2 separate regions of the Homo sapiens genome follow, and region 2 is linked to region 1. A link is a contact called in ENCODE Hi-C data. All regions are on one chromosome and are shown on one strand. The core of a region is the stretch at or near the end of the contact, and the rest is flanking DNA. Distances in the headings are between cores, read along the strand shown.

Region 1 (5,188 bases), core at 371-2,870:
GCTGTTCCGACGCACAGGTTGTCCACATTATTAATAATAGATGGCCAGTGGGTGAATTATTTTCAGTGGGGGATTATTTTCAGTGGGGGAATTATTTCAACCATCCCACCCAACGTGCAACCTCGGGCCAGAACTGGTCCAGGAATGATCGAGTAAAAGTTTATGATAAAAATATCCAAAAATTGAGGAACTCTATAGCAATTTGACAGGATAATTGTGTCTGTTGAATCTCATACTAAAACATGATGGCTTAAAATGTGTGTGTGTTTTTTTTAAACTAATATATATATATTTTACTTCATTTTACTAGTATTGGTCTGAGGTAGATTGGAAAAGCTTCAGTAACCAGTCTTTGCCACAGAGGATTTGAGAAGCATAGACTTAAACTGTAAAGAATCACCTTCTTCAGCAAAGCAGTTTGGAGACAGCTACGGAGCTGAGTGCTGCAAGAGTGTGGGCTCCGGCACGGGCGTCCCACCCTGGGATGAATCCGGTGCAGGCTTTTCTGAGAGTAATGTCATAAATGTGTCAGCTGCTCTAACAAAGTAACCGTCCTTTGATCAATCCTCTGAGACGTGGAAAAAGGCATAACCACCAGGACATCCGCTGAGCAGCGTCTGAAAGAGTGAAAAACCCAGAAATGGCATGAACGCCCCACAGCAGAGGAGGGGCTGAGAGGGCAGCTCATGCACAGAGCGAGGCATGAGGCAGCCGCTGACGACGGTGCAAACTCGGTTTTGTAGAAGAGCATTCACCAGGAGAAACTGTTCCTGCCTTCATTTATTCATCAAATGTTTACTGATAACCTACAAAGTGCCAGGCAGGTGCCTGGAAGATAGACTGTATTTATTTTAAAAACAGCCTTTGAAACACTGGAACGCATGGTCGCAAGCTGATGAAAAGAAAAGTGCATCTATGCACGGGAAGAGCTAGAACGCTGTGCTTGCAGACGTCACCTGTCACTTGCTCTCGGAGTGGGATTGTGGGCATGTACCTTCTCTTTGGACTTTCCGATATGTTCCATGATGTTCTCTGATGAATATACGGTTTATGAAATTAGACTGCGAAATATGTGCAGTGAAAACAGTCTCCATTTGCATGTTAACACGGCGTGCGGCAGGAAGCATCCTGCAGGTCACTCTGATTTTTTCCAGGACTGCCCAGGGCTCTTGTCCTCAGGGCACCCACCTGCCCATGTGCTCCCTACCCAGCCTGAACCTGAAACAGGCATCCCAGTTCCCCTCTGGCACTGCATCCAAAGGCCCAGCTCGAGGTCTCTTTTCCCAGGTCCCTGTGCCAGCCCCTGACCCTGCCCCTTCCCCAGGAGCAGATCCATGGCTCTCCTGCTGCCCCACAGGCCTCATCCTCCAGTTCACTGGCTTTCAAGGGCCAAGGCCAGAGCACCCAACAGGACTGCCCCCTCCTGCCGAGGCCACCTGAGTGCCTGCCTCTGTGTCCTCCTGCATCTCAGCTGCAGCCTCCACCTGGCCTCAGCTCCAGGCCCAGCCCCAGACACCTGGACCCCACCTGGCAGCCACAATGGTTTGGACATGCAGGATGGGCACTGCACCACCGCCATGCACCCTCCAGGGAGCTCCGGCTGTGCTTGGGCTTAACCCCAACCTCCTTCTGCCAAGGAGGCCCCCAGAACAGGCCCTGACCACCTGTGCTGTTCCTGCGTCCCCGATGGACTGGGCTGAACATTGGTCAGGCCCTTGCTTCAGGAGCCTTGTGCTGCTCCTTCATGAGGCTGAGGCATTCCTCAGAGTTCAGCTTGGATGCCACCTCCTCCAGGAAGCCTCCCTGGTTTTTCCCCTCCATCCTTGAGAGGAGATGAGCTGTTCCTCGTCTGTGCTCATGCAGCCTGCACCTCCCCTACTCCAGGCCCTGCACTGTGGGGGCCGCCTGGCTTCTCTGTCCCCACCAATGGCAATTCCATGAGGTCACATGTGTCTTAGTCCCGGCCCTTGGCACCTGGCACAGAGCCTGGTGTGTAGGGGAGCTCTGAATGTTTGCAGATAAATGCTCCTGGAGTGTGCAAGTGGACTCGGAATACACACGGAATATACACAAACATTTAGGTGCTGTGTCCTCCTGGGGGACTCTGTGTGCTCGGCACCAGGAGGTAGACTCCCTGCAAGCCACTAGGAGGATCTCCGTGGAAAGGGCAGGGCATCTTTGTGAGCAGCTCCTCCTCCTCTCCCGCCCCAGCCTTGGTGCTAAAAAACCCCTCCTGTCCCTGCCTGAGGTCTCTCAGGAAGCACCGGGTGCTGTGAAGCTCGCACCTGGCCTGGCCCCAGCTTGTCACGCTGCCAAGCGTCTGACGTCACCTCTTGGCAACAGAACAGCCAGAACCAGGCTGGGTGGCTGGATATTAAAGAGCCACAGACAAACCCTGAGTGGATTGTCTCAGCGAGTTTTAAAGCACTCGCCTCTCTCCGCTCGACCCCCCCACACACGTGCTGGTTGTGAAATCGAAGGAGGCCTTGCGCTTGGGGTTTTGCCGTATTTCTGTTCTCCATCCCTCACCTCCAAAACTCAAGTGAATAGGCCAGATGCGGTTGCCACAGCAACCCCCTCTCCTCCAGCAGCTTGCGCTGGAGTTTTCAGCTTAATCTTCCTGGAAGTATCTGGGCACCAGAGTGCTGTTTAGGAGAACGGGGGCCATGTGGTGGGGAGGCCCTGCCTCCGCCTGCCTGCTGCCACCTTCACTTCTGGGGGTTTAGGAAGCTATGACTAGGGTAGTTACAGTGCTTTCTGGAGTGGGCAGCCACCTGGCAAAGTGATGACGGGGAGACCATGGGCTGCCCTCCAGAGCCCGAGGTTGGCTGGGACTTGGCCCTCCCTCCCCACGAGGAATCCAAGTCAGTCCTCTCAGCCCACGGAGGTGGGGAAGGTGTCCCATTATGTCTTTTGCAGATGGGGACCTGCTCAGGGACACCAGGTCAGGGAGGGGCAGAGTTAGGCCTGGACCCAGCCTGTGGCACTTGAGGGCCCCCCCGGGACCTCCAGGTACACAGACCCTGCCTCACCTTGTGACCCTTCTCTGCAAAGCTGACCCCGTCTGGGTGAGCCCAGCAGCTGCCCGAGGCCTAGAGCCAGTAGTAGCCTCCCGAGGCCAGTCTATTGGAGCTGACAGCTCCTCCTGCAGGCTGAGGCTGGGAGGTGGATGCCCCGACCGCAGGCCTTAGCATGGATCCATGGGCCCCTCAGAGACCCCCAGCGCCACTGGGTGTAGCCAGCAGCAAGGTGGTTCTTCAAAAAGCCTCCCCTGAGTGATCTGGGTGGGGGTGGTGGCTTTCCAGCGTTGGGGGGACGCTCAATTAACCTGCAATGACGCCCAGAGTCAGGCTGCTCAGCACGTGTGGCTCCTTGAATCTAAATTAATAAAATTCAATACAATTAGAAATTCGGTTTCTCGGCTGCACTGACATTTCAAGGGCTCAAAGGCCACATGTGGCTTGTGGCCGTCCTGTTGGATGGCAGAGACCTAGAGCGTTTCTGTCACTGCAGAGAGCTCGGTTGGAAGCACTGGCTCTGGTGGCTAAGGCCTACGTCAACAGACTCGTGCCAGAAGCAGGCCTGGGAGGCTGCAATTGGAGTCAGACGGTGCTTGGGGCGGGTCCAGCTCCTTGCTGCCTCTGGCTGTGCCACCTCAGTCCAGTGCCTTGGACCCTCTGAGTCTTGGTTTCCTCATCTGTGACGGGGAGAACAGCAGTGTCTTTTCTTTCATGGCGCCAGTTTTCAAGTCAGCTGCCACCCCAGTCTCCATTACCGCCCCTCAGGTCATCTTCCCCTTCCTCCTGCCACCCGAGAGGGGCTGCTATTCTTCCTCTTCTACAGATGAAGAAACTGAGGCTCAGAGAGGTTGAGGGACTTGCCCAAGGGCAGGCAGATATTGCTGGTGAGCAGAACCCGCCTGAATTTGAGGCTCATGTGGTCAGACCTCGCCAACAGAGCCCAGGGTATGACCAGCCACATGGTACAGAGCCTCCGTGGTCAGACCTCGCCAACAGAGCCCAGGGTATGGCCAGCCACATGGTACAGAGCCTCCCGCTCTGAGCTGGCATCCGGCTTCCTGCCGTCCAACCTGACCCCTTTCCTCCCCGCTTCCTCCCCACTGCCCTTTATGCACATGAGGATGGCAACCCTCTCTCTTTTCATGTCTGTCTCTGGGTGAGTGTGGCAGTCCGGGTGGCATCTCCTTGCAGGTCCGATCCGCGCTTTCCCGCCTGCGGAGCCACTCAGCCCCGAAGCGTCCAGGGCATGTTCTCTGCTCCCAGAGCTGCGGGTGCAGGGCTGAGCTCCTGCTGTTTCTCCCGTGCCCAGCCAGACCCATCATGGCTACAGGTGGGCAGAGGCTGGCAGATTGCATTTCATAGGCCCCAGGATTTCACGGGACCCTCTGTGGAATTCGGCCACAGCCCTACAGATTTCATGGGACACTTTGCCATCAGCCACCCCCTGGAATTTCATGAAGCACCCCACAGAATCTCACCCGACATTGGTGACAGTCACGGGGCACCCGAACACATTCTCCCAGTCGTTGTTTTGGTATTGGTGGCTCTGAGGCCGTTCCCCTGTGAAGCCAGGGAGTCGGGTTATCCGGAGGCGAAAGATGCCAATGATACCCGAAGTTCTGTCACTCCTTCCACATGAGACAGGGAAGTGAGTCTGCTGGGAGGCGGAGCTCCCCCATGAAACGTTCAACCCACCGTGTGACCCTGAAATGCCATCACCAGGGTTTGGACGAGGGACAGAAAGGGGCACCTGTCCCTCAAGGACTCAGCAACTTGAGGCTCCCAGGGCTCAGGGCACCTCCGCCATGGCCACAGGGACTCTTGGGGTCTGTCCCGGGGCCACAGACGCAGCTCTGAGTGGCCCTCTTGCCATTTGCTTGGATCCCACGGATGGCTCTGGACCCAGGGAAGCAGCGAGGGCTGACTGTCCCGGCTTTGTCCCCTTGCTGTCCCATTGTCTTAATGTCCGCAGGCAGGCCCACACCGCAGCTGCCTCAGCAGCTCTCCAGCTCTTCCCACCTCTCTGAGCCTCAGCTTCCTCACCTGTAAAGTGGGCATGACGATGGCCGGGACCTTGAATGTTGCTCTGAGAGTCAGTTTAGATATTCTCTGTCCACCAGGCTTCTCCCTTCACGCCTCCTTCTTATCAGGACACACTTGGAACAAGA
Region 2 (5,127 bases), core at 658-3,157, 420 kb before region 1:
CAGGACTGTGCCCACGAGGGCCAGGGGGAGGGCCAGGTCCATTTGGAGGGCGCATGCCATGTACTTTGTGGTCCCTGGCCTCCCCAGTGTCTCTCCAGAGGGTCCTTCCCTGTTTCTCCAGGAGGCAGCAGGCTGAACACAGATGCTTTTGAGGGGTGGGTGGGGAACACTCGGGGAAGTCTAGGATGCTAAGTCCCCAGCAGAGGTTCAGCCTGTGCCCCCGCCACACAGCTCGTGGGCATCTTGGGGGTTTTTCCTCAGGTCCCTAGATTGGCCGGTGCTGCTGCCGGGGTCCCACCACCCCTGGGCGGGTGCCGCCGGGGCAAGATGGTGGCCTTTCTGCCAACGCCCTCCTGCCTGGGGAACTCAGAAAAAACTGAGAGGCCGCACCATCTGCATCTGTGATTAATTAGCAGTAATTACACGTGTTGTCAACGGCAGGAGAGTCACAGGTTTGATGACATTCCGAGGGCTTTAGGGAAACAAAAACTTGGCCCCACTCTGCCACTGAGGAGCCCCAGATCGCCAGCCCGTCCATCCCTCCCTGGCCAGGGGCAGGGCCGGGAGAGGGGCCCAGGTCCCCGAGAGCTTTTGCCCTCCTCTCCAACCCCGTCCTCCTCCATGTCTGACCTGCAGCCAAGGCTGGGCGGAGCAGGGATGGAGACACCACCTTATATTACATAACCTCCCTCTGCTCCAAACACCCTTCACCCATCTTTGGCCCAAAGTCCAGGATGCCAGCCCGAGGCCCAGAGCCGCGCCTTCTCCACAGGAGACTGGGGCACCCCGGACAGACGTCCCCGTGTGGTGGCACCTGCCCGGGCTCCTTCTTGCCTCCCCTCTCGGGAGGAGAGCCCCTGCCACCCACCCCACCTCCTCCCGCTACGACCTCAGCACGAGCCAGGCCAGGGATGTCCTCCCAACAGTCCAGCCTCACCCCCCACCCTCGTCCCCTCTGCTTCCCTGAGGGCCCCCCGCAACCTCCGTGAAAGAGGAAGGGTCTCCACCTCCCCCTTCCCTCCGTCATCCCCCCAAAAGTATGTACTGGGGGACTCAAGCCCAGCGCAGGGCGGCTCCTGGAGTTCAGCGGGGAGGTGAGCAAACACCTGGCGCCGGAGCTTTCTGAATTTGGATGGGCAGGACCCCCGCGATCCCGCAGAAACCTGTTGAGAGTGTGAGGTGAGGGGTCGAGCTGGGGCCCCAGGGCATAAAGCGGGGATGGTGCTTGGGCAGGGCCAGGTGAAGGGACAGACGGTTCCGAGGGTGCCCGGCAGAGCTCAGCGGGAGGAAGAGCACGGACGATGGTGGCCTGGGGTGGGGACAAGATGCCCCTGGTTCTGGGCGACCCAGAAGTGTGGATGGTGACCCTACCCTGAGGCGCAGCGTCTGCAAGCGTACTAGATTTGGGGGAAAATGGAGGCGTGGGCGACTGGGGAGCAGGCGGGTACCCTTCCCCCTCCCTGTGTCCCTGGGTCCCCCAGGCCTGGGCTAAACAACTCAGCCCAGCCCGCCCACTCCCACCAGGGGCTGGGCTCCTAAGGGCAGAGCCCGCATCTCCAAAGTGCCCAAGGGCACCGAGACCACCGCATAAGTGGGAACCGAGGCGACCCCCGGGAAGGTAAGGGTAGAGGCAGGGCCACCTGGGCTGGGGCCCCTTCCCCTGGCGTCCTGCGGGGGCATAGAGTGGGTGGACCCCCCGAGTCCCTTTCCAGCACCTTCTTTGCAGGAACGCGGGTCACGTGGGCCCCGGGCTGGCTGCGTGGGGAGGGCTAGAGCGCATGCGCTATGGGGGCGGATTGCAAGTGGGGGTGGGGTGGGCTAGGTGGAAAGCACGTGGCAGGTGGGCAGAGCACACGTGAGGGGGCGGGGCTGCCTGCGGAAGGGGCCGTGCGCGTGGGGTCGCTCCGCAGCTGCGAGTTCATGGCGTCCCGGTGCTCCGAGCCCTACCCGGAGGTCTCCAGAATCCCTACCGTCAGGGGATGCAAGTGAGGAATTGGGCTGGCGGCCAAGGGGTTGGGGGCCCAAGGCCTGTACCCAGGGGTTCTTCCGCAAGTTGCTGGGCTCCACCCATCCTGGGCCTCCTGGGGCGGAGCCCTGGACCCTGGGAGAGGGGAAGGGGTGCAGAGAGGGCCGGGCCGTGTCCCTACGTGACCCAGTCTTGGCTTCCACCCGCACCCCAAAGACGCCCATTCTGGCATCTGGGACTCCTGGTGGCCTTTTCTGGGGTTCTCAGGGCCCGGTGCTCTTGGCTTTCTCGGCAGCGGCTCCCTGTCTGGTGCCCTCTCCTGCTGCGAGGACTCGGCCCGGGGCTCGGGCCCGCCCAAGGCCCCTACGGTGGCCGAGGGTCCCAGCTCCTGCCTTCGGCGGAACGTGATCAGCGAGAGGGAGCGCAGGTGAGTGGTGGTGCCTCCCAGGGGTGAGGGCGCTGTAAAGGGGTGGAGCGGGTGAGATTATGTTCGGGGCTGCCACCAGGTGTCAGGCAGCTGGGAGGGGCTCGTGGCCTGTGCCCAGGAGAAGGACAGACTGCACATCTCCAAGTAAACCAGAAAAGCCCTGTTGGGGAACATCCTGCAGCCCCTCTTTATCCTGAAGCCTTGGCCTCTTGAGGCTGTGCACCTGTGACCCTCTGTGCTTCTGACTGCCTCTGACCCTCGCTGTCTTTTCCACACCGCAAAGCAGCCATGGTTTGGGCCTGGGCTGGACAGCCTGTCGCCGAGGTCCAGGGGTCAGGCCCAGGCTGTGCTCTGATGTGGATCTCGGGGCTTCAGACCACGGGGGCAGCTCTGAGTCATCTTGTAGCCCCCTCTGCCTGACAAGCGCCCAGGGTCTATCTGGCAGGTTCTAGCAGTTGCTGTCCCTTCTCGGGGAGGGCAGGAGGGCCCAGAGGTATTTGTTTCTTGACCGGAACCAGGAAGCGGATGTCGTTGAGCTGTGAGCGTCTGCGGGCCCTGCTGCCCCAGTTCGATGGCCGGCGGGAGGACATGGCCTCGGTCCTGGAGATGTCTGTGCAGTTCCTGCGGCTTGCCAGCGCCCTGGGGCCCAGTCAGGAGCAGCACGCTGTGAGTTGTAAGGGTAGACGCCGTCAGTCCTCCGGCATCACGGTGATGGGACATCTCACCACCTTGCAGGCAGTGTGTCCCCTGTCATCCCCGTCTCCTTCAGCCCTCTGGGTCTCCACGGCTAGAGCAGGCCACGTTTTCGGCAGGGCACTTCCTGATTTGTTCAAGCCTTACCTGTTGTTATTCTGTTCCTGGAAAGGAGCAAGCCTTCCTTTCCAGCCCTCCTGTGCCCCTGAGTCCTGTTCATTGATGGGTTGCCGAGATGCTCCGTGCCAATTTGGGGGAGAGTTGGGGTCTCCTGATCCTCCCTGGCTGAGCACCCCCTAGATCATTTCTCTGCACGTCTCCAAGAGAGAGGCTCCTCTCCCCTCTCCAAGGCTCTGGGGGCTCTGGCTGACCCCGTGAGTGCTGGGGCTGAGGACCTGTGTGGGGAATGAAACTGTGTTGTCATCTGTGAGGTCAGGGGTCCCAGCATTTGCAGTGAGGCCCTTGGGTATGCACAGCCTGATTCAGGAATGGTGGGGCCTTTCGGGGGTGGAACCTCAGCCTCGTTGTCAACCTGTACTCTCGCCCCCAAGTTCCAAGCGGGGACCGAGCTCACAGTGACCCTCCAGGCCCTGGGGTAGCAGTCTTGTCACCGTGTCTTGGGTTTCTCAGCTGACTGTCTCTGTCTTTGTTTTACATGTTTACTTAAATTTCAGATTCTTGCTTCCTCCAAGGAAATGTGGCACTCGTTGCAGGAGGATGTTTTACAGTTGACGTTGTCGAGTCAGATTCAAGCAGGTGTGCCAGACCCTGGGACGGGAGCGTCCAGCGGGACTCGGTTAGTGTCTCCTGGGGCCCGCTCTCCAGGGCTGGGTGACCCTGGGAGCAGCAGACCCAAAGCCCCCTGGCATGTCCTCGGGAGGGTGTGGCCTGGAGGCCCGGCTTGGCCTCCGCAGGTGGTGACCTGCCCAGGGCCCTGCCAACTCAGGTGGCCAGGTGTGAGGTGACCAACATGGGCGAGCTCCAGCAAGGGGGGAGCGCGGTCAGCAGAATTGAGGGCCTGGGCTGGTGTGGAGGTGGGAGGTGCCCGGGAGGATCTCTTCTGCTCCTGTGTGTGGGGAATTTACAGGTGGTCAGTGAGGTGTCATACTCCTCCCCATGGGCAGCTTCAGGAATGCAGTTTTCTGAAGTCAAGATAATTTGGTTCTTTTCAGAATGGCAGCTCCCCAGGTTGAAGGACTGTCTGCATCTTGTGTTTAAATGTACCCATTTTACCCCAAAGCAGGCTGGGGCATGGGACTGGTGGCTAATTAGCTGTGGAAGAATCTAGAACCGGAGGAGTTGGGCAGAGGGAAACTGGGTAGACAGCTGTGGAGCTTGGCTGGCCCAGGGCCCCTGGGCAGAGGCTGGCTTGATGCTGGGTGGTGCCTGGGGTGTCCTGGGGATGGGTCCAGCCCTCTGCTCTTGGGGTGGGTGGGGGCAGCCTTCCAGGGGGCTGGGGAATAGACCCAGGATCCTTGTCATGTTGCTCCTTCTAGAACCCCAGATGTGAAGGCGTTTCTGGAAAGTCCTTGGTCCCTGGATCCAGCGTCGGCCAGCCCAGAGCCCGTGCCGCACATCCTTGCGTCCTCCAGGCAGTGGGACCCCGCGAGCTGCACGTCCCTGGGCACGGACAAGTGTGAGGCACTGTTGGGGCTGTGCCAGGTGCGGGGTGGGCTGCCCCCTTTCTCAGGTGAGTCCTGGGTGTGCATGTGGGGTGCCTTTGGCCTGGGGAGCGGCGCCAGGCTGTGCTTTAGCCCTAAGAACAATGGGGGCTGTTTGCAAACGGGGTTCGAAGTTTTCCCAGGCCCTTGTGTTGGTGAGAAACCCACGTGTTGAGGGATGAGCTTGATTCAAGGCCCCCGGGCTGTGCCTGCTTTTGTGAAAAGGAGGACGTGTGCTCTCGGGAGGGAGGAAGTGTGGCTCGAGGAAGGGAGAGTCCTGGGCAAAGGCCACCATGGGAGCTGTTCCTTCTATCCTGTCTCCTCCTGGGACTTCCATGTGCTCCAGGGAAGGGAGGGCCTGATCTTCTCCTCCCTGGGTC

The links. Hi-C counts contacts between places; a loop is a spot of excess contacts on that map.
Region 2: a map of posterior vena cava shows a loop between it and region 1 (3-fold over the local background). The contact joins the promoter of SOHLH1 here to the enhancer-like site in region 1. A Hi-C loop is called at or near these places in 2 of 168 maps with a recorded cell type or tissue (dorsolateral prefrontal cortex and posterior vena cava).

What each region holds. Positions count from the first base shown.
Region 1 is chr9:135,279,276-135,284,463 of GRCh38, reverse strand. No RefSeq gene overlaps it. Among named protein-coding and RNA genes, the nearest start is that of LINC02907, 61 kb to the left of the region's middle. RefSeq lists an enhancer at 942-1,489. Within about 2 kb of position 1,620, at least 4 of the 41 ENCODE cell types and tissues checked have a DNase peak (open chromatin) inside an H3K27ac peak, as active enhancers do; they include dorsolateral prefrontal cortex, where a contact is called at or near this core.
Region 2 is chr9:135,696,261-135,701,387 of GRCh38, reverse strand. It overlaps SOHLH1 (spermatogenesis and oogenesis specific basic helix-loop-helix 1), which reads left to right and starts at 1,907. Exons shown (of 8, transcript NM_001101677.2): 1 at 1,907-1,985; 2 at 2,262-2,393; 3 at 2,912-3,059; 4 at 3,761-3,882; 5 at 4,583-4,776. The coding sequence starts at 1,921.